Linked DNA regions of Mus musculus: regions 2, 3 and 4 are each linked to region 1. The links are chromatin loops, found by intact Hi-C in ENCODE. Cell type or tissue: heart. All regions are shown on one strand. Region 1 holds the start of Gm40167 (a long non-coding RNA gene). Region 2 overlaps Ttll7 (tubulin tyrosine ligase-like family, member 7). Region 3 overlaps Ttll7 (tubulin tyrosine ligase-like family, member 7). Region 4 overlaps Prkacb (protein kinase, cAMP dependent, catalytic, beta).

Region 1 (8,000 bases):
ACTGCAACGCCCCATGAACTCTTGCTTCTTTTCTCAGTTTCTCTGCCTGATCCCTTATTATAAGGATGCCATCCGTGTCTTTCTCGCTGTTGTCTGCGTGCCTACTGAAACAGTTCGCCTCCCTTTCCTAATTAAATGCCTCTCATCTTCCCCGGACTTTAAACCAGCTCACTATGAGAGCACACACACACACACACACACACACATACACACACACACACACACACCCGGGGCCTGGAACTTGTGGTGTTTGAATTGAGCAGTTTCATTAGTAAAGTATTTAAGCTGCTTGGACTCTCTCTCTCTCTCTCTCTCTCTCTCTCTCTCTCTCTCTCTCTCTCTCCTTCCCTCCCTCCCTCTCTCCCTCCTGTCTCCCACTTCTTTTGTTGCTAGCTCATTCTCTCTATTTCTCCCTCTCTGTATTTCTATATCTTAGTTCTTAGGAAAGTTTTGGAGTAGGTGTGAGAAGCCATCCCTTACCATTTGTGGGTTTGTTGTTTTTATTCCCTGCCAAGGCCCTCCACTCTGTCTTTCAACATTACATGGCTTTGGGTGCCAGTCCCGTGATTCACATACATGAGGAATTTGGGAGACTGGAATGAAAGGCTTGAGGGTAAAGCTAGATGATTTGCTCCAGCATATTTCAATTACCAGTGGAAGTTTTGTATGTGTTTCTTTAATTAACACTAACTAAGATTAGGACTATTAAATAATATGGTTTCGAAACGAAAAGAAATCAACCCTTAGGGATACTATTTGATATAAATAAAGACAGGCAATTTCCAGTATGCTGTTTTCACATAATCCACTCAACCTTGACTCTCATCCAGCACAGATCTTGGGGACTTATGCAAATGTGAACAGGCTGCACCATGCCTGCTGCCTGAGTGAGTTCAGGAGCTGGAGGGTTGCTGTGTCAAATGGTCTCTGTTTGTAGTTCTGGATGCTGCGAGGTAATAGTGAGCTTTAGTTAATTACACCTCGCATCACCCCCAGGAGGTAGGTAATGATTATAGGCGGACTTGGCTGAAGGAACTCAGAATGTCTTAATAATCACTTAATAGAATCTTATCATGAGAAGCAAATTGCATTAAATGGGCGAATGAAGTTGACTGTGAGAAACGAAGCCAGGAAATAAAATGCTATGGGGGGTTTTATATGGGGAAAATCCAATTAACACCCTTTTAAAAGAGTTGGCCTCATGGCTTTTCCATATCCCGCACTGTGTCTAGCAGAGGGCTACACCCCAAATAAAGACCTCTCTCATTATGAAGGGACTTGTAGGTAAAAATGAAGAATGTGAAGGAAATGCTGGATAGGGGAAGAGGGAAGAAGATCTACAAGTCATTGGACCTTAAAATTCCACTTGGAAACAAAGAACAATGTAACTTCATCATGAAGCCATTTGCACCCTCTTTGCAATGAAACACTGCTTTCTCATTTGATTCTTAAGGCAAAGAGCTATCTTGAGTTAAAAAAAAAAAAAAAACACAAGACATACACTGTGTGTGTTTGACTGTGTCTATCTGGGAAATCCTAGTACTAAAAGAGCCAAGCCTGGGTGATAAAACAGCAAAGTGGCAACTAGATTGGTGGAAAAAGCTCAGGTGAGCACATGGCCCACAGAGGTGCAAGCCAGAGAGAGGTGATACAATGTGTCCAGAGACAATGGCACACAATGGAAGACTGTAACATTGTAGTTACAAAGTGGGATACATAGTAACAGTAGGACAAGGCGAGGTACATTCATTACTTCTGTTGTTGTGAGCAAGTATCTGTCAGAAGCAGCCTCAGGGAGGAAGGGTTGGTGCTGGCTCACAGTTTTGGGGATTCTCAGTCCATCACAGTGGATAAAGCATAGTGACTGTAGTAGCTTGGTCCCTGACAGAGGGTGAAGTGCCCTGTGGCTGGCCATAGCACAGAGCTGGGTGGAAGTGGAGAGTCTAATGAAAACCAGAGTGGTTATCACCTTTCAGGTCCACCCCTATTGACCAACTTCCTACAAATTCCATAGTGTCAAAGGTTCTGGAAATAGCTACAGTAGCTGAGTTCAAGCATGTGAGCGGGTAGGGGACATTTGAGACTCCATAATAACTGAGGGGCTGCTCCTTCCTTAAATAAACTGGTTCTGAGGAATATGCTCAGTGCCACAGCTTTGCTTTAAATCTCCTTGATTATTTACCTTCATTACAAAAATAACTTGTCAATAAAATAAACATGATACACCAAAGTCAACCAGAACTGAAGTCAATGTATCTCAATGAATGTCTATGTGGTTAGAACAGCCATTCTGAAGCTGGGGCACTTCACCCTGGATTTTACATTTTCTCCGTGGGATACGCTTTTATGTATTCTATCCACTACCAAAAATGAGAAGCCCACGAAGTCCACCACAGAATAAAAAACTAGGATTCGCCTCCATCCCTTATGTCCATCATTCAATTCCTTTAAAGGTGGGGCTGGAGGGCAAGGCAACAGAAAGGCTGAGGCAAAGTGCAAACTCTGATGTAGACGCCCCACATGGACCAACAAATGGGAGGGGAGTGTAGGGAGGCCAGGATCCAGTAGAGGGCAGATGTGAGTCAGATTCCAGAAACAGCACATCTCTGTGGACCTAAGACTCAAACTCCAATTCAAGGTAACAGTATAAACTGCACTCTGAAGCGATCCTTAGGTTGAATCATACACACCTAATCATATGTGGCTGAAGTGCACCTCACTATGCATGTTTGTGTGCACACATACGTAATTATTCACCAAACTGCTCCAAGGCAAGCTCCTGACAGGTGAGTGTAAAACGAGAGAGCTGCTTTCACAGTGTACATTCTGAGATGGGGTTTCTTTTCTACCAGACACGCGCTCTAATGAAACAACCGTCACTTACTTGTTATTTTTAAAAAATAAAATCTGAAGTGGGTGGAGTAAAAAAAAATCATACCACTAGTAAAAGAGACATCAGGGCTTTGGGCCTTGCGGGAGGAAGCTTCCAGAAGGCTGAGGCAGCCCACTTGACTGTATGTGAGAAGATGTAGACATCTGGCTTCCTCCCACTCTTTTTTCATTGGATCTCATATCTCTGTAAATCATCAGAAAGCTTTCTGTGGCTTTTTTTTCCCCAGTATTTCCACTATAACACTTCCACCTCTTACAGTGTCCTACATCACACAACATCAACAGTTGATTTCCCAGACCCAGAAGGACCCCTGGTCATTAGCAGAGTGGTCTTTGACAATGTTCCTCCCAACAGCGGGGATGGGCAGCCTTCAGGGGATTCGTGCTAGACTCGTCCTAATTAAGTGCCGAATGCTCTGATTCCTTTGCCCGTAGTTTCTTGTCCTCTGGGGTGAGTAATGATGGGACACAAGTGTGTGCAACAGGCAGTCGGGGGTCACAGTACTGGCACGCAATATGGTGGCAGCAGATCACTGGGTGGACAATGCCAGGAATGCAGGACTTGGCGAAAGCAGTTTCCAGGCCTGAGTGGATTAGAACCTAACTGACTTCCAACTGCTTCTCGGGAACGCTTGGGTACAATGCAGTCACTCTTCCAGAATGTGTGCTCTCTCTCTGAGCAGCACAGCCTCCTGCTGGCTCCCTGGGCAATTTTGACTTTTTTCTTACACTTATTGATTTGCAGAGGTGTAAAAGCCAGACAATTGTGGGAGGCAGCCCTCTTCTACCACGAAGGCTCCAGGGCTGTGTATCTGCCTCACCAGTCCCAGCTGAGGAATTTGAACAATGTTATTTAACAACTTAAAAGGTGAAACAACGTAAATACAATAAATCGAAGGAAGGAAAGCTTTAAAAAAAAAAAGCAACTGCAGATGTAAGCAGGAATTTTTAAAGCATAGAAATCTGAAAATGTAAGATTTCAAAATGGTTGCGGGGTTGTTACCATAGCAACGCCAGTCTGAGCCACAGCATGTTTCCAAATGTCTTTCTCTGTGGGGAGATGTTCGAGGGCAGATTTCAAATTTTTTAATTAAGGAAAAGAATAAAGAATCAAGTTTAATGGGTTAAGAGCCATGCTAGAATGCCAATAACCCTCCCTCCAAGGCCTGAGAAGTCTGGTGAGGAGCGCTTTCTGGGACATGACAATTTCCCAGAACCGCAGCGTGGGGTCGCTGTGGTTCCACCGCTGCCTACGCCTCCGTCTGGCGCCTCAGAGAAAGGGCTTCCCTGCTCCTCCTTTGAGCCGCCCTAACAGTCCTGTCTTTAAACCGCATTTATGACTATTCTGTGCCGAGACTGTGAAAACCTCTTGGGACAGAGTCACAGTGAACAGCAGCCGGTGACGTTCACAGTCTAGAAAGAGAGATAAGTAAATAAATAGAAACATTAAGCTTGTGGTTAGATGTGGATGAAAAGGGAAGGGTGCCATTAGTGATGGAGTCTGCGTTTATACAAGGTGCGGGAAGATCTTCATTATGAATTATTAGGCTGAGACCCGCGGCTGAGCCTAAGGGGTGGAGGGATTGAGCACCAGGCAGAAAAGAAGGCTGTGCGTGTCAGGGCTCATGGAGAAAAAGAAACCTTAGGCTCTGGTCAGATCTCTTTATTTTTAGCTAGAGAGAAGCATGGGATGAGGGGTGGGGCTATTCAATTTGCACAGTTTGTGCTTCACACTACAGAACTGTTCCCCATTTCCTTTGTGAATTGTTTATTATTTGTGGCTTTTGGTGTGTGTAAACATTTTGAAAAGCCTACTTAGTATTATAACAATTTAATACTTTTTATATGGCTGCTGTCACAACACAGATTTAGGCCATGGAGTCTAGCAGCACAGCCACTGCGGGTGAAACAATTTAAAAGTTCGAGGGAAGCAAAGCATTTGGTGTTATGAGAGCAGAGATTTGGGGAGTAGCCTTCTTTGTGGCATTTCCAATTTCTGTTGTCATTACTCTTACATGGCTGCTGCACCAGCAGTCTCTCAGATCCGGAGGCAGGGTAGCCTCACCCGTCTTAATAACATTGATTGGCACAGCAACACAGGAGAGTGTTGGATAAGTGAAAAGGGAATGGGAGAAGGAGGGGGGATGGCTGGCAGGTGGGTGGGGGTAGGGCTAGTTTGATGGATGGATGCTTAGATGGATGGAGGGAGGGAGGGATTATTGAATGGATAAATGGATGGATGGATGGATGGACGGATGGATGGATGGTTGTTTGCATAGAGGGAGGGATGGGTTGGGATGATGGAATGAGGGAATGGTTGAATGGATGGATTGGAGGGAGGGAGGGATGGCTGGCTGAAGTGACAGGCAGAGAAGGTAAGGAGTGTGAAAGTGCCAACTATGTGGCACAGAACACTGGTGACAGATCTTCATCATTCTTCCTTGTACATGTCAAATACTGACGAAGTACCTGCTGTGTGTGAGTCACAGTCACAGTCACAGACAGGGGCGTACAACAGTGAGTAAAACCGTATTGCCCTCATGATGTTTACTGTCAGTGATGGAAACAGATACGAACTGCAACTGATCCCAATTTTAGGAAGTATTATGTATATAAAATGAGGTGTGGATTTAGTGTCGTCAGGGTCGAGAGAGTGTAAGTACTGCAGGTTGGATGAAAAGGTGTCCTGGATGTTGGTGTAAGAATGAAAGGACAAAGGACAAACTTGATCCTGATTCGATCCCAAGGCCAGGGCCAAGAAACAAAATCCCACCAATCCCTGCCTGGGCTTTCCACAGAAACCCACCAATCATTAAACACTAAAACCCACCAGTCCCTGGACAGGAAAACCCACCAATCCTGAGCTCACCCAAGCTCAGGAATTGAAATCTCACCAATCCTCATTCTGGAAACCTTCACCCAGGAAAGCTCCACCCCCACCCCAAATCCTATATATAAATCCTGTGCTCTGCCTAGTTCCCTGCTGTTTCTCTCCCAAGCAGAGGCAGTCTCCCTCCTGGGTTTTTCCCTCCCGACAATCTCTTGTGTGAGGTTTGTTGTACAGCGTGGCTTTATGCTTTATGGTATTCCTTTATGGTGTCTCCGAACTGCTAGGATACCTCTCAGAGCAGAACTTGGATAAGGGAATCCTTCGCCTGCAACTGAAGGAGAGCTGGGACACTTCTATAGGGAAGCCTTTCTGTTCGGAGCCAGGGCACTTAGAGTTGGGAACCAAGAATACCACCAAGTGGCAGGGGGCAACAACCCTCACATAAGAGAGTTGTTGGGAGGGAGAACCCCAGGAGGGAGGCAACCTCTGCTTGGGAGAGAAGCAGCAGACTGCAGTAGACAGGGGTTGTACAGGATTGCTTAGGGGCAGGGCTTTCCAGGGTGGGGAGTGGCAAGAGTTCTAGTTTGACGCTTGGGCCTTTTACTGTATAGGGCAGGAGCTGGGGCTGGCCATTAGGACAGTTAATGTCTGTAAGTGGAACCTGGTGGGTCATGGTCTTCGGGGGAGGGGCCTGGCCACTTATGTGCCTCAAGGGACTTACTGAGATGCAGTCGAAATGTCAGGACTATGCAGAGTGTCATGAAGTTGACTGTGGAGTTTCATCTCCGGAATGGGAGCTTCTCCCGAGGGATGGCAGAGATCCTTCCACTGAGAGCAGGGTGGCACTGTTCCTGATCACACCGTGTTACTGAAAGAGAGAAAGAACACAGGGCTTTCTTGCTCCACACCCTCCCTACAAGCACGGACATCTCCACCATCTCGTCATCCAGACAGCCCAGCTCCTCCTCCGAGCGCCCCAGGCTTCCATGGATCAGTAGTACATCTTGGATGTAGATCCCACCACATTCCCCAAACCTTCCTTCCCAGCAGCCGTCTCAGCTTCCAGTTAGTCTTGAGCTTGCGGCCACTCCTCCCCTCTCCTGCTGCAGGATTTCTCCAACCACACATCACAGTCCATTAGTGAGCGGGTCAGGCCATCAATACAGTGGACGTGAGAAGCCTTTTACAACAGGGCAGACTAGACTGGAAGCTGTTGGATCACACTGTGTGTACGTCTTCAGCGTGAAGGGTGATAGTGGCAGCCCTGTTATGTGAACCTTCTCTCACCCTGGAGACAAGCTCCCTTACCATGGTACATCTGTGGCAATGCTGAACGTTCCTAGAATTGAGAAGATCTCTGTTAAGCTCAGATTTTCTCTGAAGCCCAAGAAGGTGTAAATCACTGACACTATTTGAAATGTAGTTTTGTTCTAAGCATAAATTTATTTCTCAAATAGGAATATTGCCTGGTATCACATCAAAATGGTCCCAATTATTCTTCCAGTTTAAGTACGCACAGATCTTCCCATAGCTAGCAAAAAAATCGGGGAGGGGAGGGGGGCTTGATGGCAACACTCTGAGGAATATGACCCATGAGGCAAACATACAAGGCAAAGAAAGTCATGAAGTATTTGTGCCAGAGAACCACCTAGAACCTCCCAGAGCTCAGAGCTTTTTGACGTACTTCCAGCTATGCCACACTATTAGGAGTCTGTAAACTCTGCTTCTGACACAGATTCAACTAGGATCCAGTGAGGTCCTACTTTGCATGATGTAGGGTTTATCGTTTGTGTTGGGGACATCGTGGGTGGGGGGTGATTCTCCTGAGGAGGCATCAAAGAAATATTTTTTTCTCAGAAATAAGAAGGTTGCAGACTGGCCAAGAAAGATTCTGGTGGATCCATCTTGGTGAAGTAAGCAAGATCACTCTGATTACCTACAGCAGCATGGGCTGATGGTGAGCGGCTGGACCACACAGCTCCAAGCCCTGCCTAGCTCCCGCTGTCTATGGCTCCAAGTCTAAAGCAGAACTCAGACAAAGCCGGGTGCAGCTCTCCCTAGTGTTAAAGCATAGTGGGTGGCCATAGGCTCCAGGGATGGAAGGAAGGAGCAGATGAAAGCCAACTTCAGAAGTTCTGTGTCCATGAGAGCTGCCCCACCCTAGCACATACCGGGAATGCTTGGCCAATGCTGATCAAACGTGGGAAGAATGGTCTATCTCACTTCAGCATGGCACAAAGGACAGCTTAGTGGTATCTTGTTGCAAGATGAACCCAGG
Region 2 (8,000 bases), 570 kb after region 1:
TCCTTATATTGTCTCCAGCAGAAGGTGTAGCCCAGATTAAAGGTGTGTTCCACCACACCTTTAATCCCAGATGAAAGGAGTAGCCCAGATTAAAGGTGTGTTCCTTAAACTCGGAGATTCAATCTTCTGGAATCCATAGCCACTATGGCTCAAGATCTTCAAACCAAGATCCAGATAAGGATCTCCAAGCCTCCAGATAAGGGTCACTGGTGAGCCTTCCAATTCCGGATTGTAGTTCATTCCAAATATTGTCAAGTTGACAACCAGGAATAGCCACTACAGGTGCATACTGTGATGTCTGACCCAGAGAGTCAAGGTCTTTGCTGTCGTTCTCAGACAGAAGGAGTTAAGAAGCCAATGTAAGCAGAAGCCAGGAAAATCACTTGCTTTCCCTAGTCCATGGTGTGGTTCCTCTTGGAAAAAATACTTGTTTTTATTTTATGTGTATGAGTATTTTGCCTGAACGTGTGTGTGTGTGTGTGTGTGTGTGTGTGTGTGTGTGTGTGTGTGTGAGAGAGAGAGAGAGAGAGAGAGAGAGAGAGAGTATGTATGTATACTGTATGTGGCTGGTGCCTGTGGAGGATGAAAGAGAGCATTGGATCCCCTGGACCTGGAGTTAGATGATTGTGAGCTGCTGTGTGCTTTCTGGGAACTGATAGCTGGGATGTATTCTGTTCTCAGGGAAACCTTTATGGAGTACAAGCCAGTGCCATGAATAAAGGCTATTTGGGGAATGCTGCACCCTCCCTCAAATTTTTCTTCCTTGTAATTCTTCTCCATTTGTACAGAACTAGCTTATGCTCCCTTTTCTTCTTCTTTGTTTATAAATGCTTTTGAGCATCTCCAATGCCAGGTCCTATTATAGACACTGGGATGGTTAAAAAAAAAAAGAAGTACAAGTGTCTTGTTCAAACAGATAGAAAAGCATCCATTGGTTGCATGCCCTAGGTAGTTAGTAGGATGCATTTCAAGCATGCCTGTGCTTCAAAGATGGTTGTGGAAGTCCTGTCTGGGATGGCATGGGAATCTAAGGGAAGATGCTCCAGGAAGATGGAACAGCACAGAGCCTCAGTGGGAAGAAGTGCCACCAACTAGAGAGACTCAGAGAGTGTGGCAGAGAGATAGGTGGGCAAAGAGCAGAGCTGGGGTTGGGGAATGAGGGCAGAGCAGGATTGGGGGGGGGGGCGGTGCCAAAGAGCGCCATGAAGCCACCAAGGATGCTAGTTTTCCCTAGGTCATTTTTAAAAATGAAACTATGTCCAAAAAAAGCATGCCGATGCCTTTTATCACAATCTCAACAGGAGTTGGTGGTAAAGACTCTGATTGTGGCAGAACCTCACGTCCTGCACGCCTACCGGATGTGCAGACCCGGTCAGCCCCCCGGGAGCGAAAGTGTCTGCTTCGAAGTCCTGGGGTTCGACATCTTGTTGGATAGAAAGCTCAAGCCATGGCTTCTGGAGGTAAGGGGTTCTCTAAGAAATGTCAAAATAAATCAAGCCGTCACAGTCCTTATATGTGTTTAAAACCCATCTGTCATATGTGTACTTGGCACAGGTGTCCCCAGCTTGCTGGCTGGAATGAGGCCTGAATGGAGTATGTGGAAGGGAGTGAATGAAAATTCCAGGGCCAGAACATTCCCAAGGCTGATAGGATTTTCTATCGAATCTCCACTTTACCGTAGAGTGGGCTTGTTGACGCTGAGTTATTGGCTGCTTGGACAGTGGATCTTGTATCTCCTCTGGGTGGGCACTGCCTCTGGCCCCCATCTTTACTGTGTCTTTAAGTACTCCATGGAGAGAGAGGGTTCTGTTGATTCACTCTTCAGTACCCAGTACTTAACACTGCAGGGGACATACATCCTCCCTCACAGCCATCTGATATTTCTGAAAACCGAGTGTCTTTGGGTTTGCTGCCTGTACCCTCTTGTCATTATTAATTTTATTATAAAATGTCACTTAACATATGGAACCATGTACAGAATATACAAACAATCTCTGTTTATGTCCTGCCCAGTCACGTTTATATCTATCTGTGTTACTCCCGAGGCACCTTAGGATCTTTCTTTGTCCAGTTGACCCCCATCCAGATGTTCTCTCTGGGACCCCCAATCTGGCTTCACAGAAGGAGCCTGCCTTCTTGGGGCTACTCCATACTGTTTGTAGCCATCTGTCAGGGAAGCAGCACATATTTGAACTGTGTTTCCAGAAGGAGTTATATTTTAAGGAACCTACTGCCACAGAAGCTAGAATCAACCATGGCCTTTCCTTCCAGAGGTTTGTCCCCCTCTTAGGGTAGCTGTTTGACGTAAGAAATTGCATCATAGTCTCCAGGTTTTTGTAAGCAACCTGAATGAGTGCTATGTGAGATTGTGATTCAAACCGTATTTTGAAGGAAAGTACACATTTTGAATTGGAGTGAGGGAGAGACAGAGAGAAGTATATTCATATATTCTGGGCAAATAGCCTGTGTTGTATGTTCAAGGACATTCATTTTTCTGCTAGCTGGAATTTTAGTCCAGCTTGGACCCTAATAATGAGACCTGTCTGAGTCATTTCGGCTCCTCTGTATCTGCCATTCCTGAATGGAAGAGTCCTTGACTGTGTCTTAGGAAGGGCTGGATTTTTGTTCCCAAGATTGAACACGTTGACCCTGGGACTCATTCCCTGACTATTGCCGACTTTTCCTCTGCGCCTGTCCTGGTCATTTATCCTTGATGGCTAGAAGAACGAAGGCACTCTTATGCTTCACAAAGGAGGAAATGAAAGGATTTCTGGAATAAGAACTTTATAAAATGTGACATAACCTTGGTAAAAAGCCTTTGCCCATAGGAGCTTTGAGTTAGCTAGGTTACAGCTTACTGAACAGCTGGACTCTACAGACTTTTTAAACCTCCTCATAAACATATTTTTACTCCTTATCCTTCATTGTTTATACCTTACTCAGCTCAGAATAGTTAATAACAAAAACCCCGTAGCATTGCTGTCTGTGAGTATAGCGCACGTTTAGATTCTTAAGTGTGCAGTTTGAGAGCTTGCTGCCAATTGACAACGCTGTGGGTCTCACCCGCAGCGTTCAAGACCTTCTGGCGCCACCGTGTGGAGTAAAGTGGAGGGCGTGTCTGAGGAGGAGAACTTCTAGCTGCGTAGAATCTGGGCAATGATCGGCAAACTTAAGACATTTCCAAGCACTGAGAACATTTTCAGGATGGAAAATTGTGTCCAGTGTGTTTTTAGGAATGTTTTCCTAGGGATTGACCCGATCCTTGCAGAAGGGTAGTGCTTCACTATTGAGTTAGGTAGAGAGAAACTAAATTTATATTTTAGGAAGCAATAGAATTCATCAGGAAGATCTTGGGTGGTGAACCGAGGGAGCTGGTGGTTCCTGCATCCTAAGCATACACACATGTGTTGCTATTACTATGTTGGTAATCTCTCTATTATGGGTCTTCCCAACTTACAAGGTAAGTTGCATTTAACTTTCCTAAGACTTGATGGGAAGAGTCAGTGGTTGAAGAGAGTGGTCAGCTTAATGCTGGCAATTAACACTAAGCCTGTGGGTGGAAAAGTAGATGTTTGCTTATGGTTTTCTATAGTTCTTTTCCCTAGGGTAATGGAAAGACAGGTATGGCGGTGAGGTCCAGAGCATCTTCCATAGAGAGCTCAGAGATTCATGACTGGAAATCCCACATACATTTATGAAACACAACTGGATTAGGTGTTGATCTCCAACGTTCAACCGAGCTTATTGTTTTCTCTGTAATTTTCAGATTAATCGAGCCCCAAGCTTTGGAACTGATCAGAAAATCGATTATGATGTTAAAAGGGGGGTTCTGCTAAACGCGCTGAAGCTGCTGAACATCAGGTGAGACATCTTCCCACTCGCCGGGGTCATCCAAACATTAGGTGAAGCTTTCTCCTGCTTGCTAGGGTACCCCAAACATTGGGTGAGCCTTTCCCCCACTTGTGGAACTCCCTCAAACACCAGATGACCCTCTTCCTTGCTTGCTGTGGTTCCCCCAAACATTGGGTGAGCATTATCCGACTCTCTGGGGTCCCTCAAGTACAAGGTGAGCTTTCTCCACATTCACTGGGTCCCACACACATCAGGTGAGTCTTTGCCCCACTGGCTGGGGCTCACCACCTTTGGTACAGATAAGTCACTCATGTGAGAAACTGACTTTGCACTGTGAATCTCTTATATTTTGTATTTTTCATTTCGGCTTTCTTCATGCTATCCTGCAAACCTACGGTGTTTTAAGACACCTTTTCATCTCCCTGTGTCCACTGCGTTTGCTGCCCCACACAGCCCTATGCACCTGTGGTAACTGCATTAAATCACAGTCTTTACCATCAAGTACAAGGTTGGCGTGGTGTTGGTGTGGTAGGAGACCCTCTGACTTACCTTCCTTCTCCTTGGAGAAAAGTTACACACCAGAGCCACTTGGGAAACCTTATAACGGATTTCTGCCTTCATGGGTCTTTCCTCTCTGTCTGGCTTCCATAAAAAGAGAAAAGATGTCATTGCTTCTGAGATGAGCTGGCAGACAGTAGGAAGAAAGATCTGAGGGGAGACATGCCGGGGCAGGGGCGAGCCGCCTGGAGGGCGCAGGGCCATGGAGCCCGGTATTTGTTATGCTATCACACAGGAACGGCTTTGACCCATTCTGATAGGGATTGACTAGAGGAGGCAGGAGGATTGCGGGTTTGAAGCCAGCTTTGGATACACACAGCAAACCTGTGTCCTCAAGGGAAAATGAAAAGAGAGAGAGAGGAAGCTATCTAACCTAGCTGCTCTGTGCTGTGTGCCCGACTGTTGCCTTGGGAAACACAGCTCATGGCACCCGAGACTACAGGGCCCTGAAGATGGACCAGTGATTTTACGCCTTTTTTTTTTTTTTTAAATCAATGATGTCTTGAAAGGTTATGGAATACATTAAGGAATCCTTTTATTTAAAGTATTTGCTAGCAGTTAGCAGTTGCTATTGAGACCTAGTTTTATCTGGGAAAGCAAGACGAGAAAATGACATGACGTCTGGCACCTGGCTTCTGTTGCGGGGCAGAAGGTGCACGTACCTGCATTGTACCCTGTCCGTGACTTTAGATTATGTCAGCGATGCTTTCTACGTGAAATTTTCAAATGTAACAGCGCCACATGTTCAACCCACGGGTGTCCCTGGTGCATCTTTAGCTTTACAAAGGATGATACTGACTCAGAAGTTATCTGTGGATATTCTCGGTCATTTCAGAGGTCAGATCATTTAAGGGGCAAGACATTGCTAACGCTATGAGCATGGAGGTTCTTCCATGCATACCTTCTTGTTCTCCACAGGACGCAACACAGGTTTTAATACTTAGAGCACTCGCGTGCTGCACACCTGGCTTCCCTCTTCCGTGGAGGGCACCACGGCACACGGCACGTGTGTTTCTGAGCTGGTTTTGTGCTGAGCACATCATAGTGACTTAAATCAGGAACCATGGGGACTTCTTGCCTTGTACTCAGTGTTACAGACTTCATTCTCACCCAGGCAGAGCTGCTGTATGACTCCAGAGTGCTCCGTTTTCCCACCTAACTGCCAGAGGGAGCTTTTCTCTCCTTAAGTAATTTGTCTTTCTTCTTAGGAACCCCAAATGGGGTATTGTTAAATACCAGGGCTAAGCTTCTGTGACGAAACTTTATATATAGCTCCTGTATCTTAATCCTTCCCTATGTTCTCCAAGCCGTGCTAGGCTGAAGGTTTTCTCATTATTTTCTCCACATCTCCTGCCCATTCTTGCTCATGGTTTGTCCGCTCCCTACTCGAGGCGGATGCTTTTCCTTGCTGTTTGGAACACAGAGCATCCTCCACTATAAATAACAATCTTTATTTTGACTTGAGTTAATCCTCCCCTCCCTTTCAGAGTCTGCATTGTGCAAGGCTTGTCACATCGTTTCTTCCTCTCTGCTCTGCTCTGTGCTGTCTCTCCTGGGCCTGGTTAACTTCTAATTTGATGCATTCTCCTCACAGTTAGAGCTTTCTCAGATCTTGCTACAGTCGTCTCCCTATGACACGCCTCCATCTCTATCTCCAAGTCCACTCTTCAGCCTGTGTGTTTTTATCTTAAGGAAATTCAGAAGAGCCCGTAGCTCAGGCTGTCGAAGTAGAAGCTCAGGCAGAGGGCGTGGGAACTCACACACTATTTTGAAGCACGAGGCTTGTGATCTTCAGAGAGAACAGGTGTTACGTGAGCCCTGCTCAGGCCCCATGTGTGGAACCAATGAGAACCAATGAGAAACTCCTTCCTCCTGCAATCAGAGAAGACTGAGCTGTGCTATGCTCAAGTTCTCGCACAAAGGTTTTCATCCCCTGGGAGTCTTCTACCACAGTCGTAAAGACTGAGTCCAGAGAGGACAACCACAGTCTCACGAGCCCCCCAGGTCTGAAATATTTGTGAATTAGATTAGGTTAAATGAAATGCTCGTCTTTTCACTTAGGACTAGTTCATGGGCTATAGGTCTGAGCGTTTAATACTATGCTGCTCCCGAGTCGGTCCTCCATGCCTCTCTGGCATTTGTCTGCTGTTCCAGTGTTGATTCCCTGTGCCTCTCTGGCACTTGGCCAGGCTCACTGAGTTTGGCTTTGCACATTCCGCCCTCTCACCTCCTGTTCACTGCTTCCCACCCCCTGCTGTGTCTCATGTCTCTTTCCATTGTGTCAGTTTCACTCATTCTTGTGAATGAATGAGTCCACAAACCGGGTACGTATGAAGTGACAAACAGATCGAGATGGGTTCTGTTGGCTCGGGTCCCGTCTGGAGCTCAGATCCTGCATTTATCATTGTCCACCAACGGTGAATGCTGCTGACGGTGATTGCTGCGTTTTTTTTTTTCCATTTTTATTAGGTATTTAGCTCATTTACATTTCCAATGCTATACCAAAAGTCCCCCATACCCACCCACCCCCACTCCCCTACCCACCCACTCCCCCTTTTTGGCCCTGGCGTTCCCCTGTACTGGGGCATACAAAGTTTACCTGTCCAATGGGCCTCTCTTTCCAGTGATGGCCGATTAGGCCATCTTTTGTTACATATGCAGCTAGAGTCAAGAGCTCCGGGGTACTGGTTAGTTCATAATGTTGTTCCACCTATAGGGTTGCAGATCCCTTTAGCTCCTTGGGTATTTTCTCTAGCTCCTCCATTGGGAGCCCTGTGATCCATCCATTAGCTGACTGTGAGCATCCACTTCTGTGTTTGCTAGGCCCCGGCATAGTCTCACAAGAGATAGCTACATCTGGGTCCTTTCAATAAAATCTTGCTAGGGTATGCAATGGTGTCAGCGTTTGGATGCTGATTATGGGGTGGATCCCTGGATATGGCAGTCTCTACATGGTCCATCCTTTCATCTCAGCTCCAAACTTTATCTCTGTAACTCCTTCCATGGGTGTTTTGTTCCCAATTCTAAGGAGGGGCACAGTGTCCACACTTCAGTCTTCATTCTTCTTGAGTTTCATGTGTTTAGCAAATTGTACCTTATATCTTGGGCATCCTAGGTTTGGGGCTAATATCCACTTATCAGTGAGTACATATTGTGTGAGTTTCTTTGTGAATGTGTTACCTCACTCAGGATGATGCCCTCCAGGTCCATCCATTTGGCTAGGAATTTCATAAATTCATTCTTTTTAATAGCTGAGTAGTACTCCATTGTGTAGATGTACCACATTTTCTGTATCCATTCCTCTGTTGAGGGGCATCTGGGTTCTTTCCAGCTTCTGGCTATTATAAATAAGGCTGCTATGAACATAGTGGAGCATGTGTCCTTCTTACCAGTTGGGGCATCTTCTGGATAAATGCCCAGGAGAGGTATTGCTGGATCCTCCGGTAGTACTATGTCCAATTTTCTGAGGAACCGCCAGACTGATTTCCAGAGTGGTTGTACAAGCCTGCAATCCCACCAACAATGGAGGAGTGTTCCTCTTTCTCCACATCCACGCCAGCATCTGCTGTCACCTGAATTTTTGATCTTAG
Region 3 (8,000 bases), 600 kb after region 1:
AAGTCACAACCTAATCTACTCAGAATCACCGGTGTATCTAACTACTTTAGTTTTCTTGTCTGAATTTCCAGGTATGTAGGTGATAAGGGAGAAAGTAAGGTGACTGAGACGATGATATTTTCCTTCTACCCCACGAGCAGGTTCTCATTATTCAATCCTTACCTAAGACCTGTAAAGAAAGACCAACAGTGTAGCTGGGAGTATATGGTTTAGAATTCTCTTCCTCTTCCTCCTCCTCCTCCTCCTCCTCCTCCTCCTCCTCCTCCTCCTCCTCCTCCTCCTCCTCCTCCTCCTCCTCCTCCTCCTCCTCCTCCTCCTCTTCTTCTTCTTCTTCTTCTTCTTCTTCTTCTTCTTCTTCTTCTTCCTCCTTCCATGAGTTTTGTATTGTTGTATGTCAATTATGTGACCTTTGTAACTAATATCTTTTAAAGGTAGACTGACCAGTGACATGTTCCCATATAGTGTGCGTCTAAAAAGTGCTGTGCATTACAAATACAGAAAGATGCTAAGACTTGCAGCAAAAGTCTTTTGTTTTTAAACAGCATCTTCTAAAGCTTAGATGAGTATGTATTTTTATTCTCCCCAGAACATAAAGAAACAATACTACATTTACCACACACTCACAGTATCTTTTAGGAGTGCTCATCTAAACCTACATTTATATCTATCACATTTATGAAGTTTTGGGTTCTTTTCAACAGCTGATGAAGAGAGACCTTTGGGTATGCAACCCGGCTTCATGTGAGTTTTAGTAATTTATTTAACTAATGGAGATTGACATATTCTCCAAGCAGAGAACAAACCCAGGATAGAGGATCTAGAAAAATGAGCAGAAGAAAAGATTAAAATGCTGGTGGTGTTGAGCAACTCTCTTTTTTCCAGGTCTGGAGCCACAGCTTACCAGGGATGCTGCTTCTCTTTCATCAGTGTTCCCAGCATGCACAAGGGCAAATATTTGATGATTTTTTTAGATATTTATTTTGATAACAGTCTTATTCTTTGACTTCATTTTTTTCTTCACTTAAATCTTTTGCTATTGAAATCTCTCTCTCTCTCTCTCTCTCTCTCTCTCTCTCTCTCTCTCTCTCTCTCCCACCCTCTTTCCTTCCCTCCCTCCCCCACTCCGTGTGTGTGTGTGTGTGTGTGTGTATGTGTGTGTGTGTAAGTCTACCAATTTTGCTGCAGCCCTTTTAATAGTGAATTATTATTTACATTAGAATAACCTTCATATTGTTCTGTTCTGTGACTTCCATAAGAAGCCCTGAATTCTGTCCCTTATCTATTTACCCTGGCCACTCTCTGTTCTGTTTTCTTCTTTTCTGTGATACTTTAAAATGGTTAATTTCTGACCTACACAGAGACTCTAATAGCTAGTTTTAACCCAAGGTTAGTAGATAGCATTGTGGACTTACAAAGAAGCGGAGGCTTTTAGCATTCAAAAGGTTGAGGTGTTGGCTGACCTTGGCCACCACCTTGCTGTGTGACTTTGGGAAGGCTCTTCTGATAGTCTAGACAATAGAAATCCCTTTTCCTGGCCAGGAAGATCATTCAGTGTGTGAAGTGCTTGCCATGCAAGTGTGAGGGCCTAGGTTTGGATTCTTAGAACTCAGATGATGCCGGGTGCTGTGACATGTCTGTAGCTCCTGTGTCTCTATGGAAAGATTGGAGGTGAAGACAGGGGGTTCCCTGTACGCTGGGGGTCCGACTAGTCTTGCATCTACAGCAGTAAATGATGAACGATGAGGAGACTTTGTCTCAAACAAGGCTGAAGGCGAGGACTGAAAATTGTAGTTGTCCTCTGAACTCCACACGCGTGCTGTGGCATATGTGTTCCTGCATTTCCACACACACACACACACACACACACACACACACACACACACACACACCCCTTCTGCCCAGGTTTCTATAAGAGTGACATCAAAGAGAAGGACCTATATGCTCATGGGTGTTTGTCTCTTTCCTTCTGTGTCTCTAACATCACACTTGGAGAACTTAGCACTGACGTCTTCTTTAGTGTTTTCCCAGCAGAAGTGTTCTTTACACACCAGAACTTCTCTCCTAGCGATGGTGTCTAGACTTGACCTTTGTCACCCAGCCACCACTGGGGTCTAAGCATTAGTCTGTGGAGACCTACTAGGCAGAAAAGCGTACTAACAGCACCACTTCTCCATCATCGCTAGATTCCATGAGGCGTTCGGTCAGCTGCCCTCGGTCCATCTCTGCTCACTTACCTTCCAGAGGGGATGTGCGCCCCTTTTCTTCTCAACAAGTGATACCATTAGCAAGACCAACGTCAGCGTCCCGGTCACATTCCTTAAACCGCGCTTCATCCTACGCGAGACACCTGCCTCACGGCAGTGACACCGGCTCTACCAACACTCTGGTAAGCTATCAGTGGGTTGTGTCCTTCTGAAGTTGAGGAACACTGTACTCGATGCAGTTGGAGAGGGGATCAGCTGAGAGGATGGGGAGACGGAACCCCCAATCCCTTCTGTAATTCAGTCATGACCCTGGGAAACTGCATTGTTCTCTATCTCCTGATGCAGGAGGGTAACGTTGTTGGTAATCATTTCCTGATGCAGGAGGATAACGTTGTTGGTAATCGTTTTTATAAACACGTTTCTTTTTCTTGCAATATCTCAATCTCCTATAGAAACAAGCACAATTAGTGTATGGAAAATGCCTCTTTTAGACTCCAATAGTTTAAAAACTGGTTTAAAAAATTCTACTCATCGAGCCTAGGCGTGATGCTGTTTAGAATGCTTTCTGCAGATTATATTAACAAGGAATATCTCCTTTTCAGCATAAACTAGAGAAATTTACAATTGAGAAAGTCGGTGGTTTTATTATATTTTGCTGGAGCTAGACCAGAGAGTTATATAAAGTCTCTGTTTCATTAACATTAACAAATTTAAGAACGAGTCTTTCCAGTGGGAGAACTCTGGAGATATAACTGAATTCACTCCCTTCATAATGATGACTGATCTTACTATCCAATCCAAGAATCGGTGGCAAGTGAAACAAATTAGGAAGTCCTTTTGAATTACTCATAGGTAATGTTTATATCCCGAGCAAGATAAAATACAACCAGGAGAAAATACAAAAGACATTCTTACAAATAATAACCATTTTAATGTTAAACATTCGCAAATAAATGTCCACTTAAAAAATTAACAATGTGTCCCTTTTACCTGAAACTATCTTTCACATTATACTGGTACAGTGGAATAAGACCCCCTCCATGTGTCTGTATTCTTTCAAATTTAAGAACGAGTCTTTGCGGCAATTGAAAACCAAAGAGCAGGAAGACGACCTCACCAGTCAGACCTTGTTTGTCCTCAAGGACATGAGAATCCGCTTTCCGGGGAAGTCAGACGCAGAGTCGGAGCTCCTGATAGAAGATGTGAGTATTTGTATAAAATCCAAAGAGCATCTGTCTACTCTTCTGAGAGCATTAAAATGTATTGCCTGGGACCAGGGAGATAGATCTGTTGGTAAAACCCTTCCTGAGCCAGCATGGTCTTAGGCTGGGTCCTCAGAACTTACATAAAGAGCTGGCATGGTGGCCTGCAGCTGTGACCTCAGTACTGGAAAGGCAGAGGAAGGAAGACTCCTGAGAGTTCCCAGAGGTGAGCCGCAGCTCCCAGGGAAACGTCATTCAAGCCTGACCTCTGACCTCCACAGGCATGCATGCACACACATGTGCACACACATAAACACCAGCATATATGTGCATTGTACACATATGTACATGCACACATGCCTCCTATACATCTACACACATACAAAAAATGTATTTTCTGATCAAATTATAATTGATTGAATAGGAAATGTAATTGATATTGCTTTTAGCCCCCAGAAACTTTACAAAGTAAAAGAATTCATTTTAGTTATTAGGAACATTTTATCATATAATAAGGCTTTCAAGTAAGAATAATTAGCATCAAATAATAACTGTTCTTCATGATCAAAGAAATATCAGGGTAAACTCTTCTATTTAAAAACTAAGTTGAAGAGCTTAAGATGAAAAGAGACAGGATGAAAATAGCGCCTTGGTATAAAATGTCAAGATGAATTACAGGTGATGCCTGGAAAATCACGTTTTGAAACAGCCTGGATGAGTTATTTTCACGCCCGCCACCTAGTGGAGCGTTTGGGTGGCAGATGTTCAAACGCTCCGCAGTCAGGACTTGCTCCTCTCTTAAAAAGAAATCCAAGGTCACGGGAATGGTTTGATGGAAGAACATTTCTTCACTCAAGGTTTCTCTTATCCGCCCAACACGCTTTATAAATGCCCACAGTTAGGTCATCCATCGGCCACAGAACGTTTTGAGGGTCGGGTTGGTGGCTTGTGATTTTCTTTTCCCCAGAAGACAAGGCGCCATCTAGTGGTCATATGTAGAATAAGAACCAAAGCTCTCACTGGGTCCTCTTATTGTTCATCCAATGATATGAAACAAGTGCATAGAAATAACGAAACAAGAGAAAGATTTCTTGCTGCAAAAATCTGCAACGGCATCATATTATTGTTATTAGAGAATTATCGTTAAGTATCCAAGTCTTTTGAATTTTGTGCTAAGTTTTGTTTTGTTTTTTGTTTTTTTTTTCAAAAGTGAAAGTTAGATGCTGTTTGTCAGGGAGCTTGTTACAACAAAAGAAAATTGAAAATTTTATAAGGCATTGTGATAGATATGTTTTACATTTTTTTTTATTTAGTGTGTTTATGTGTGTTGGTCCCAGGGATTAGAAGAAGGTTACACTTGGCAGCAAGCATCTTTGGCCAACGAGCTTCATCGCCAGCCTGGAAATGTTTCCACTCACTTTGATAATGTTTATTTCTAAGAAAAGCCAGTAACTTTGAAGCAGGCACATCATTTTTGTCTGTCTTTTATGATCTGATATTTTCTTCTCGAATTTATTTCTTTTATTGAATATTTGCCTCCGTGTGTGTATGTGCACCACATGTGTGCCCGCTGCTCAGAGGTCAAGGACGGCATCACAGCCCCTAGGACAGGAGTCATAGACTATGTGTGGCCAAGTGGGTGCTAGGGATTGTACCCAGGTTCCCTACAAGAGGAACGAGTGCTCTTAGCCACTGAGCGATCACCTTGGTTCCACTGAGGTCTGCTGTTTTTAATTAGAAAACGAGAGAGAGAGACACTAATGTATGTGGCTATTGCGATTCTTCCATAAAGAAGATTGTTAGGCTTATACAATCAATGAAACGTAATTAATAATTAATGTCAGGCATTAGATTCTTTGCTGTATTTCTGCTGTGTTCCAGACTTGAATGCTTGCTACAGTATCCATTACTAGGGTGTATACTGAGGAATTCTGTAGAATTCTGTAGGTAATACAAAACAAAGGGCTAGTAGAACTCTAATTGAATATAGGCTGACTTTGAATGTATTGTTCAATATTCTATCACTATGTGGGTAACACAGCCCTGTGAGTAAAGATAGAAAAATCTGTGTTGGAGTCCTACCTAAAATGTGTGTATCCAAGGATTTCTGGCTTTTACTCTCTGAGTGATATTACTCTTACTGGAGAGAAAGAAATGGGCTCAGGTTTAGAACCTCTGACTTGTCTAAATCTCTGCAGGTATCTTTCTATGAATGGTAGAATTGTTATTATAAGTAGTGCTCTCATAGTGCTGTCACTGCACGGATGAATACAGTCATGGATAACAGGGTCATTCACTATTCTCTGTGAGCATTCTAGCCTAAATTTGTTAACTTCTCTCCCCCAATAGATCATGGATAACTGGAAGCATTATAAAACAAAAGTGGCTTCATATTGGCTCATAAAATTGGACTCTGTAAAACAACGGAAAGTGAGTAGCACATGAAGATCACTTGGCCATTTATATGTTCGTTAAGCTAAAATGTTTATTTAAGTTCAGAACAAGTTTACATATGAACATTTATTTGCTTATTTCTTCAACAAACACTGTGCACCTATTATATGTTAGACAAGGTTTAGGACCGTGTGTCAGCAGATATCTGTGAGTAGTGTGTCAGCAGATATCTGCGAATCAGTGTGTCAGAAGATATTTGTGAGTGGTGTGTCAGCAGATATCTGTGAATCAGTGTGTCAGAAGATATTTGTGAGTAGTGTGTCAGCAGATATCTGTGAATCAGTGTGTCAGTAGATCTGTGAATCAGTGTGTCAGAAGATATTTGTGAGTAGTGTGTCAGCAGATATCTGTGAATCAGTGTGTCAGAAGATATTTGTGAGTGGTGTGTCAGCAGATATCTGTGAATCAGTGTGTCAGAAGATATTTGTGAGTAGTGTGTCCGCATGTATCTGTGAGTAGTGTGTCAGCAGATATCTGTGAGTAGTGTGACAGCAGATATCTGTGAATCAGTGTGTCAGCAGAGCGGGGAGCAGGAACAAAGATCATGGAATAAAAATTAGTTTGATGTGTATATGGATGATAGACCACAGTTTTACTTATTAATCTATTTACATGATAAATTTTTATTGGAAAATAAGTGATACAGTAGTTATAAGAGATGAATTTGGATGGTGGGTCATTGCTCAGATTGAGACTTTATGGGGTTCGAGAAGAAAGAGTTTTACTTTAGTAAATGAGATGTCACTGGAAAAGTTTGAGACTTTTGTAGTCTGACTAGTAACTTGAAAGGACTCAGAACCACTGGAGGGGACTAGAGTTGAGAAGAGAGAATGTGGCATAGAGTGGAAAGTGGTGAGATGGTTTTTAGGGCAACTGAGGCAAGAAGCAGGACTGGTCAGCTAGGGTGTGGAGGGATGCTTGGATTCTGCAGGCCTGTTGTGTGGGTTTAAAAGTATTTATTTTAAGGACTGGAGAGATGGCTCAGCAGTTAATAGCATTGGTGGCTCTTCTACACGTCCCAGGTTCTATTCCAATCACCCGCATGGAGGCTCATAACCTTCAGTTCCAGGAGACACACACTCTCTTCTGGCCTCCAAGGGTACTGCATGCACACAGTGCACAGACATACATACAAGTAAAACAGTCATACACATAAAAAAATGCTTACTTTATTTTACGTGCATATATGTATATATCTGCGTGTATGTTTTTGCGCCATGTGCATTCAGGACCCCAGAGAGGTCAGGAGAGGTGTCTTATCTCCTGCAGCTGAAGTCACAGACACGTGTTACCCTCCATGTGGGTGCTAGCAATTGAATGTGGGTCCTCTTGCAAGACCAAGTGCTCTGAGCCACTGAGCCACCTCTCCAGCCCCCTGTTTTTGTGCTTTGATATTGCATATGCTAGGTAGATGTACTGACTAGCTATCCAAGTGACGATATTGAGTGTTTTTGATGTACATATGGGTTTGAGAGCAGAGTTGAGGTTGGATGTGGAGGCTGTAAGGCATTTCAAGGAATAGAGCTGGACAGGACTATGTCGAAAGTTTGTAAGAGAAGACTGGAGTTTCTGGGACCCTGTGAGCCCAGGGGCCACTCCTGCAGGTAAGAATGGGGAGGTGGGAGGATTCTCTGAAGAGGACTGAGAAGAGACAGGTGGTGCCCAGTGAAAACAGCAGGGGTTGGGGGTCCCTGAAGCCACATGAGGTTACCTCAGCCACAGACTGATGTACTGTGCTGGAAGTTGCTGCTGGGGGTAGAGCATCAACCTGTCTGTTGTTTTAGGCAAACATGGAGGTTAGTGGTGACCACAGTCAAATTTTGAGCAGTCTGAGGGAATTCTATTAGTGAGTCTCGAAGAGGAAAAAAGCAGTAGTTGGTGCAGACACTTTTCAGAGCTGGGGGAAGAGACAAAATGAAGTGGTGGTAATGTGGAGAGAGTAAGATTTCTTTTTTTCCTTTCTGCCTTAACGATGAAGACTCCTCATTTGCGCATGGGTGACAATAGTTTGGAACAACCACTGACAGGGAGGGGCAGTATCAAGTTCTTTGGGAAACCGAGGTCTGGTCCCACCAAGAACAGTTATTATAACCAGAGGGGAGAGGAAGGGCCCCAGGGTGTGACGGAAGACGTGAGATCT
Region 4 (8,000 bases), 440 kb after region 1:
AAGATAACTTGAAGTAATGCAATCTTTCTGGGAAGTTGGGCATGATGGTACAGGGTCAGAATCATAGCACCCAGGAAGCTAGGCAGGAGGAGCTACAAATTCCTTGAATCTGCAGCTGCATTGTGAGATCTTGTGTGAAAACACACAGACAGAGATAAACACACACGCACACATACACACATATGCAGATAGAGATGCTCAGAGACACAGACAGAAGCAGAAAGACACAGACACACAGAGAAACACATGCACACGTAAGTACATATATGTACACACAGACACATGCACATATACATATATATATACATATATGGACACACAGATACATGCATATATATATGCATACACACACACAGATATACATGCACACATACATACAAACACACACACACACACACAGAATGAGAGAGAGAGAATATGTTGATGAAAATGGTTTTGTACAAAAATACACCCTTTTTCATATCTCCCTAAAGTAGCTTCAAGGAGTGAAAAAGCAAGTCTGACATTGTAGAACAGTTGCCCGAGCTTCCCCAGAGCCATCTACATGTACATTTTCATTTTAAAGATGAGTTCTCTTACTTAACTGCTTTACAATCCATGAATCCAAGGAGGCAAATCCTAGTTCTATTTAATGACCATGTAAACGCAGTAGAAAAAGCTCTAATGCCAAGGACAACGGCTGCTTCTTAGTAGTCCCCTGCATGCTCCCTGGGAAGGGTCCAAGCTAATATGGGAATGGAGGCATACAGCTGTTATGTGTGAACTCAGCCTTTAATCTTCTTGCCATCAGAGATGCCAAACCATTTTAACACAACAGTCTAAGTCTGAACATTTTAACAGGTCCTAAAGATATGTAATATATTACACAATTTGTTTAATCTATTTTATACATGATATAAAATACAAGGATGTAAGATTTTGATGTTCATCATGTGACAAATATATAAAATTTTACATAGAATAATGTGCTTTTATTAGAAGGCCTTTTCTGTAAGACTCCGAGTGACTTTTACATATGCATTAAATAAGATGACAAGCCTGATACAATATACATAAATGTTTCTTTTCACTTCTGAAACATAAGATTAGTTATAAATAAAAGAAATGTAAAAGTAAGCAGATCATTGTTTATGCTGTAGAACAAAAACCATGTGACATAGAATAGAATTAAATAAGAATAACACTGATATTTTGTTATTGATATTTGTCCTAGGTACTTATAAAATTTAAAAAAAGAACAAAACAGCTCAACTTAATTTTTTATGAACTTTCTCACCATCCTGAAAAAAATCCTTATGCAAATCAAAAAAAGACAAAACTGGATTCTTTGCATTTGATCCTGAAACTCCAAGTACTTTAGCTGCTAATTACACTGTATCAGTTTAAAAACAAAACCAAACCACTTACTTGATTTGTCCCATGAGGCAGTGTGCTCAGAGGCCCGAAGGCCGTCATCTTCCAGAGCTGCCCTGTGCTCTTGTGCGGTGCCTCTGGAGTGCCTGTGAAACAGGCGGCTAGCGAACCCCTCCAGCTTCTGGAGGGCGGTGGGCGTGCCACTGTGCTGGCCACTGGACAGTTCTTTGTGAGCTGCCATTCGCGTGCATTTACACTTTAAAGTAACTGCAAGTGTTTTCAGAAGGAGCTCAACTTCCTACCAAGACGCTAAGAGCTATGCATGTGCTAAACTTCCTGTCAGCAGGGTTTGCAAACCACTACTGTGGCTGTTTCCTGTTAATATAAAACAGCACATTAGCGAGCCTCATCTCTGCTAGACATGCATACTTTAAAACTTGCAATATCTGCTAAAGGTTCTAGGTTTGAGTGTTCTGATACTAATATGCAGGAGAATGAACACAGTAACTATAAAGGTTCATATACAGAGAAGGAGAAAAAGTATTTTTGACAATGTGGAAAACTAGTTAAACATGTATTACAACCCCATGCAAATAACCAGAGGCCAAATAGTAACACGCTAGAATTAGTTTACAGGATGTCAGCTGACAGACTGTATGAATCTTTATAAGTAGTTAACTTTTCATTAACATTAGTATGAAAAGGTATCAATGGATAGCATGTCATAACTAAGAAAAAATCTGAGCTAATTTCATAATTTCAAAAGAATCAAAGTTGCTAACTCACTGACTCAAGGCTAATACATATGAAAATTATAGAAACAGCATACCAATACTGCCTAATTAATTTATTTATAGATATGTGCCTGTCTATAAATAACATCTGAAAACATTCTAACATTTGGAAAGCTTGAGGAAAAGAAATCAGATTGGAATTATGAAATCATATAGTAACCATCTATTATAATTTTATAGGCTATTAGCCATACCAAGAAATTTTAACTGAGAAAAGAATCCCTGTTGCTTGGCTAATGACTGTCAAAGCCCTAACACAGAAGGCCGCTGCTTCTTTAGTCTAATTTAAGGATCTCTTAGAAACATCACATACAATAAAAAAAAAAGTCATGTCCAGTTTGCATGATAAAGGTAGCATTTAAGGATTTTGAGTATTTGCCTGTCTACATCATGCGTGTCAGAAATTGATGGTTTTCTCTTTGGAAGTTCAAATAAAGGAAAAGAGGGAAAAGAAAGGGAAAGACGTTTAAAAAGTCTTTGTCCTTCTGAAACATATCTGAATTCCTATTTCCTGTTAAGTATTTTAATGCAATAAATAAAAACAATAATGTTAAATAAAATAAGCAGTACCAGGCAGGTCACAGGCAGGCCTGCCAGGGAGACCCTGAGCAGAAAGCTCTGCCATTGAAACCCTGCAGTGACTCTCTGGAGTAATACCACCAGGGTAGACAAGCATACAGCAGGACCTACAGGACCAACCATTCAACCTTAAAATGTGCTGCTTTTAAAATCGTCAACTGTGTGTAATCAGTGATCTATTAACACGTGGAGATATCTTACAAGACAGAAAGACTAGGAGCCTGCAGTGTCTAAATGTGTCTGGCACACAGTGACCAGTAGGCAAAAAACAGATGAAAGCATTCAGTTCCCTTGACTGGCTCTCCTGAGAGAGTTCTGCTCCCTGTCATGCTGAGCACAGAGTGGTGGCGCTGTCAGCAGAGCACTGCTACATAACTGCTACATAACGAGGAAAGAAGCTGTCCTGCTTCCACGACCCTTGTCACGTCACACTAATACTGGCTGTCTATCAGCTTGTGCTCCTGTTGTATTATTTGAATTCATGAGCACATGATTACATATATGCATATTATTATATACTATAAGATTAATAAAGAATATAAGCATAACTTTTAGCACTCCAAAAGTCTAACTAAAATCACCATATACTAGAAAACATTATTGTTAATAACAGGACTCTAATTGTAAATACACTAGTAAGCATTAAGTAATTTATAGTTAATAATAGAAGTGATGGGCTGGTGAGATGGCTCAGTGGGTAAGAGCACCCGACTGCTCTTCCGAAGGTCCAGAGTTCAAATCCCAGCAACCACATGGTGGCTCACAACCATCTGTAACGAGATCTGATTCCCTCTTCTGGAGTGTCTGAAGACAGCTACAATGTACTTACATATAATAAATAAATAATTCTTAAAAAAAAAAAAAAATAGAAGTGATATTATTGGACCTTTCAAGGTTTTCTACAGTCAAAGTTTGATTTCATTCTTTTCTGTTCATTAAGTGCAAAGGTAGATTTCTGAAAACGCTCCTGCATTCATCTCTGCTGCATGGGCCTCCCCAGATAAGACTCCCATGGTGGTTCCTTGCCAAACCTAACTAAACATAGTATGTCAGCTATTATGCCTTTTAACAGACATCTAGCCAGACCTTTGTTTGATATTGCTTAAATAAAGTCCCACATTCAAACAACAACACAGGGATTCATTTAACTAAAATACATAAGATTTAAAATTATTATATCAAAAAGGTAAACTTAAACTGAGTATCTTGAAAATGCTATGTTTGATAGTTTTTTGTTGTTGGTTATAAAACTGGTTCCTTTTGTTCAAAAGACCTTGCAAAACATAGAATATTTAATTTTTAAAATATCTGTCTGTAGTAGTGTGACAGGAAGCTGTTGCTATGGTGGTGCCAGAGACTTGCTTTTTAGTTTAAAAGAACTCTGCTGGCATCTACTGCCTGACAGAAACAACTGCAGCTCCAGCTAAACTGGAATTACAAGAAACAATAGCAGTTTCTGAAGGTAAACGTGCTGTGAATGCCAAGAGATGGAACACACACACACGCACACGCACACGCACACGCACACACACACACACACACACACACACACACACACACGGTATACAGGCTTGCACACAGAAATAGCAAATATCAGCAATATATTTGCTAAATACTTTACCACATGTGAGATCTGCATTTGTGATGTTAAGGCTCCTATAGTCTTTACAAGTGAATAACAACACTGATATTATGTGATTCCCACCACCCACCTCAATGCTATTTGGGAACTCAACCAGGGGTCTCAAACATTCGAAACACAAACTACACCGACAAGATTTATTTTCAGATATTTCAAACACTGTATTTTGAGACAGGACTTTGTTATGTTGCTAAGGCTGGCCTGGAGTTTGAGATCCCTTGTCTCAGAGTCCTTGAGCACTGGGACAGCAGGACTATGGCACCATGCTCATCTGACCACGCCTACTTCAAGAAGAGGAAAAAGCCCTTAGGCTGCATGAGCTGACTCTCCAGAAGGACCTTTCAAGTCAGTTTCAGTTTTGGCTGGGGAGGGAGGTGAAAGTGGTGGTGGGCAAGATGGGCTGTTGGACCTATTGCCAAGTGTCTGAGACTCTGCCAGTGTATGCTTTCCTTCAGATGGTCGGACCTTGATACAGACCTTTAAGACTTTCAGTTTTATATCTGTATCTGTATCTTGATACAGATCTTGAAGCCTTTCAGTTTCATATCTGTATCTATGTTTGCAAACACACCGGGGCCTAGCAAAATTATGTACAGAAGTCTGAAGATTAAGGAAGACATGGGATCATATTTAGTATGTAATGCTTTCACGTGGAGGAAAAATGACACAGCCATGACCTTGTTATGTAAATATAGATTTACACAGCAAGTGAAATTCATGTAGCATAGCACAGTGACTGGCATTTACCTACACAGTCTGAATAGCTCATATTTTTAGTAAGGATTCCATTGGGTAGATTTATAACAATATACATATCCATTTACAATTAAACTTCATTTGCACCTATTAAAATTCAGGTGGCTGAATATATGTATCTACTCCTGGGTCTTAGTCTTTTATTTTATCAACTTGTGCCAAGTCCCTTCACATACCATACTGACTTGGAAGCTTCAGAATTGCCAGTCAACTTAAAATCTTACAGTGTAAATCTTCTAACTCCCATTCCATTACCTTTCTGCACTCTGTGTGTGTGTGTGTGTGTGTGTGTGTGTGTGTGTGTGTGTGTGTGTGTGTGGTTTTACTGCTGTGAACAGACACTATGACCAAGGAAATTCTTATAAGGGCTGGCTTACAGGTTCAGAGGTTCAGTCCATTATCATCAAGGAGGGAAACATGGCAGTATCCAGGCAGGCACAGTGTAGGAGGAGCTAACAATTCTATATCTTATTCTAAAGGAACAGGAAAAGACTGTCTTCCAGGGAGATAGGATGAGGGTCTTAAAGCCCACACCCACAGTTACACACCTACTCCAAGAAGGTCACACCTTCTAATAGTGCCACCCCCTGGACCAAGCATACTCATAAAGTCTGATTCCACTCCTTAGTCCCCATTGGCTTCTTCAAACACATGAGTCTGGGGGGTTATACCTAGCCAAAGTATAATAAAAAAATACATTTAGTCCAACTTCCAAAGTTCCCATAAACTACAGGAGTCTGAAAAATGTTAAAAGTCCAAAGTTTCTTCTGAGATTCATCCAATCACTTAACTGTAATCCCCAAGGCAAGACAGGAAATCCACTAGGCAAACTCCAAACTCTACATCTCCAAGTCTGATGGCAAAATGGTCTGCAGATCTCCAACTCCTTTTTCATCTTTGTTGACTGCAACAAACTTCTTTCTTGTGAGCTGGTTCCACTCCCTGTTAGCAGCTTTCCTCAGCAGATAGCCCATGGCTCTGGCATCTTGAACATCTTGGGGTCTCTAAGTCAACTTGAACTTCACAGCTTCTTGTTCCAGTGTCTAGGATCCACACATGATCCTCCAAAAGGCTTGGGGTCACATCTCCAGCTCTGCTCTCTGTAGTACTCTAGGCTCTGGTTGACTTCACTGCTTCTGTTGTTCTTGGTGGTCATCCCATGGTACTGGCATCTCCAATCTGCTGGGGTCTTCCGCTGCAACTAAGCTTCACCAATAGCCTCTCATAGACTCTCTCTTCATGGTGGCAAACCTCATGTTCTTTGCATGACCACTTCAGGCCTTGGCTATTAACTGCAACTAAGGCTGCACCTTCATAATGGCCTTCCATGGCCTCTCAGTGCCAAGCCTCAGTTGCTATCCATAACCCCTTCATACATTCAAACCCAGTACCACCTGGGTACATTACTAAGTCCTGCTGCAGCACAAGGTACAACCTTGGGTATCTCTGGAACACAGCTTCTTTGTGCTATCAGAAAAAAATTTACCAGAATATTTCACCTCAGTGATTTGGTCTCTTCTTAATCACTGCTAATTTCTTAGCTCCAGCTAACCAGCAGCAATTGTCCCAGTAGTCCCTTCAATTCTTGACTCTAAAGCCCAAGCCCCATAGCCAAAGCCGCTGAATCTGGAACATGCCCACCCCTCCCTTATTCTATTATCAGCTTTCGATTTTCTAACTCCCTCAATGCCTAAAGTTGGCTGTCTTGGAACTTGATCTGTAGATTAACCTTAACTCAGAAATCTACATGGCTGTGTCTCTGGAATGCTGGGATTAAAGGCCTGAATTTAAGCTTTTCTTCACCTAAGACTTTCTCTGTCTCAGGAAGGCCTTGAACTCAGAGATCTGATTTACTTTGACTTCTGGGATTAAAAGTGTGCACCACCATGCCTGGGCCACTGTTCCTCAAGATCCAGATCAAAAGTCTGTGTCTTCTAGCTCCAAGAGCCGGATCACAAGTGTGCTCTCCATTTCTGGATTGTAGTTCGTTCCAGATTAAAAGTCCAAACTATTTCCTGTTCAACTCCAAACAGTCTTACCCTGAGATCAGCACTCCCTTAATCTCTTCATCTCCTCAAATTCGGGATTTAGCTGCATTTCACTTCCTGGTGCCCTTTTATTATTACCTGAACCATACATTTTATATTTTTCCTTTCTAAGCTTGCTCTGCTTGTTCAAAACACTTCATGAGACTTAACCAGAGAACAAAGTCTCTGTTGGGCTTTTTTGAGACTTCCTTTGTCATTGCAATTAATATAAATCTCTTTACCTTAGCATCAGGTAGACTCTTCAGACAAGGGCAAAAAGCAGCCACATTCTTCACCAATATCACACGGACAGTCTCTAGGCCACATACTAAAATTCTTCTCCTCAAAAACCTCTAGAGCCAGGCTTCCACAGTTCAAATCACTGTTAGCAACAAAGTCTTTCATATTCCTTCTAGGATGGCCCATTAAGCTCCATTTAAAACAGTCCATTGCTTTCCAAATCCAAAGTCCCCAAATCCACTTTCTTCCAAACAAAAGCATGGTCAGGCCTATCACAGCAGTACCCCAGAGCCTGGTACCAACTTCTGTCTTAGTTAGGGTTTTACTGCTGTGAACAGACACCATGACCAAGGCAACTCTTATAAGGCCAACACTTAATTGAGGCTGGCTTACAGGTTCAGAGGTTCAGTCCATTATCATCAAGGTGGAACATGGCAGCATCCAGGCAGGCACTGGGCAGGAGGCGCTGAGAGTTCTACATCTTCCTCTGAAGGCTGCTAGAAAACTGGCTTCCAGGCAGCTTGGATGAGAGTCTTAAAGCCCACACCCACAGTGACACACCAACAAGGCCACACCTCCTAAGTGCCACTCCCTGGGCAAAGAATATAC

The links. A loop is a pair of places that touch in the nucleus more often than their neighbours do. Peaks named below come from ENCODE experiments on the same cell type or tissue, not always from the same donor. Only the 100,000 strongest peaks of a DNase experiment are listed, where the experiment ranks them.
Region 2: a loop joins it to region 1, with 10 times the contacts of the local background. A loop is called at or near these places in 29 of 42 quality-filtered maps.
Region 3: a loop joins it to region 1, with 14 times the contacts of the local background. A loop is called at or near these places in 19 of 42 quality-filtered maps.
Region 4: a loop joins it to region 1, with 7 times the contacts of the local background. A loop is called at or near these places in 25 of 42 quality-filtered maps.

The regions. Positions count from the first base shown.
Region 1 is chr3:146,341,256-146,349,255 of GRCm38, forward strand. It overlaps Gm40167 (a long non-coding RNA gene), which reads left to right and starts at 5,179. Exons shown (of 2, transcript XR_867699.1): 1 at 5,179-8,000. In heart, CTCF peaks have their summits at 2,555 (motif pointing right), 2,765 and 4,120; no DNase peak of the experiment used is centred here; H3K4me3 peaks cover 439 bases; H3K27ac peaks cover 499 bases.
Region 2 is chr3:146,911,929-146,919,928 of GRCm38, forward strand. Ttll7 (tubulin tyrosine ligase-like family, member 7) reads left to right here. Exons shown (of 21, transcript NM_001357217.1): 9 at 1,302-1,460; 10 at 3,767-3,861. Among named protein-coding and RNA genes, the nearest start is that of Ttll7, 64 kb to the left of the region's middle. In heart, a CTCF peak has its summit at 3,103 (motif pointing left); a DNase peak (open chromatin) is centred at 3,093.
Region 3 is chr3:146,941,823-146,949,822 of GRCm38, forward strand. Ttll7 (tubulin tyrosine ligase-like family, member 7) reads left to right here. Exons shown (of 21, transcript NM_001357217.1): 16 at 2,184-2,386; 17 at 3,272-3,406; 18 at 5,756-5,836. Among named protein-coding and RNA genes, the nearest start is that of Ttll7, 93 kb to the left of the region's middle. In heart, a CTCF peak has its summit at 4,282; no DNase peak of the experiment used is centred here; H3K4me3 peaks cover 475 bases; H3K27ac peaks cover 253 bases.
Region 4 is chr3:146,779,740-146,787,739 of GRCm38, forward strand. All of the region lies in intron 1 of Prkacb (protein kinase, cAMP dependent, catalytic, beta), which reads right to left. Among named protein-coding and RNA genes, the nearest start is that of Prkacb, 29 kb to the right of the region's middle. In heart, CTCF peaks have their summits at 3,031 and 4,108; a DNase peak (open chromatin) is centred at 1,562; H3K4me3 peaks cover 547 bases; H3K27ac peaks cover 275 bases.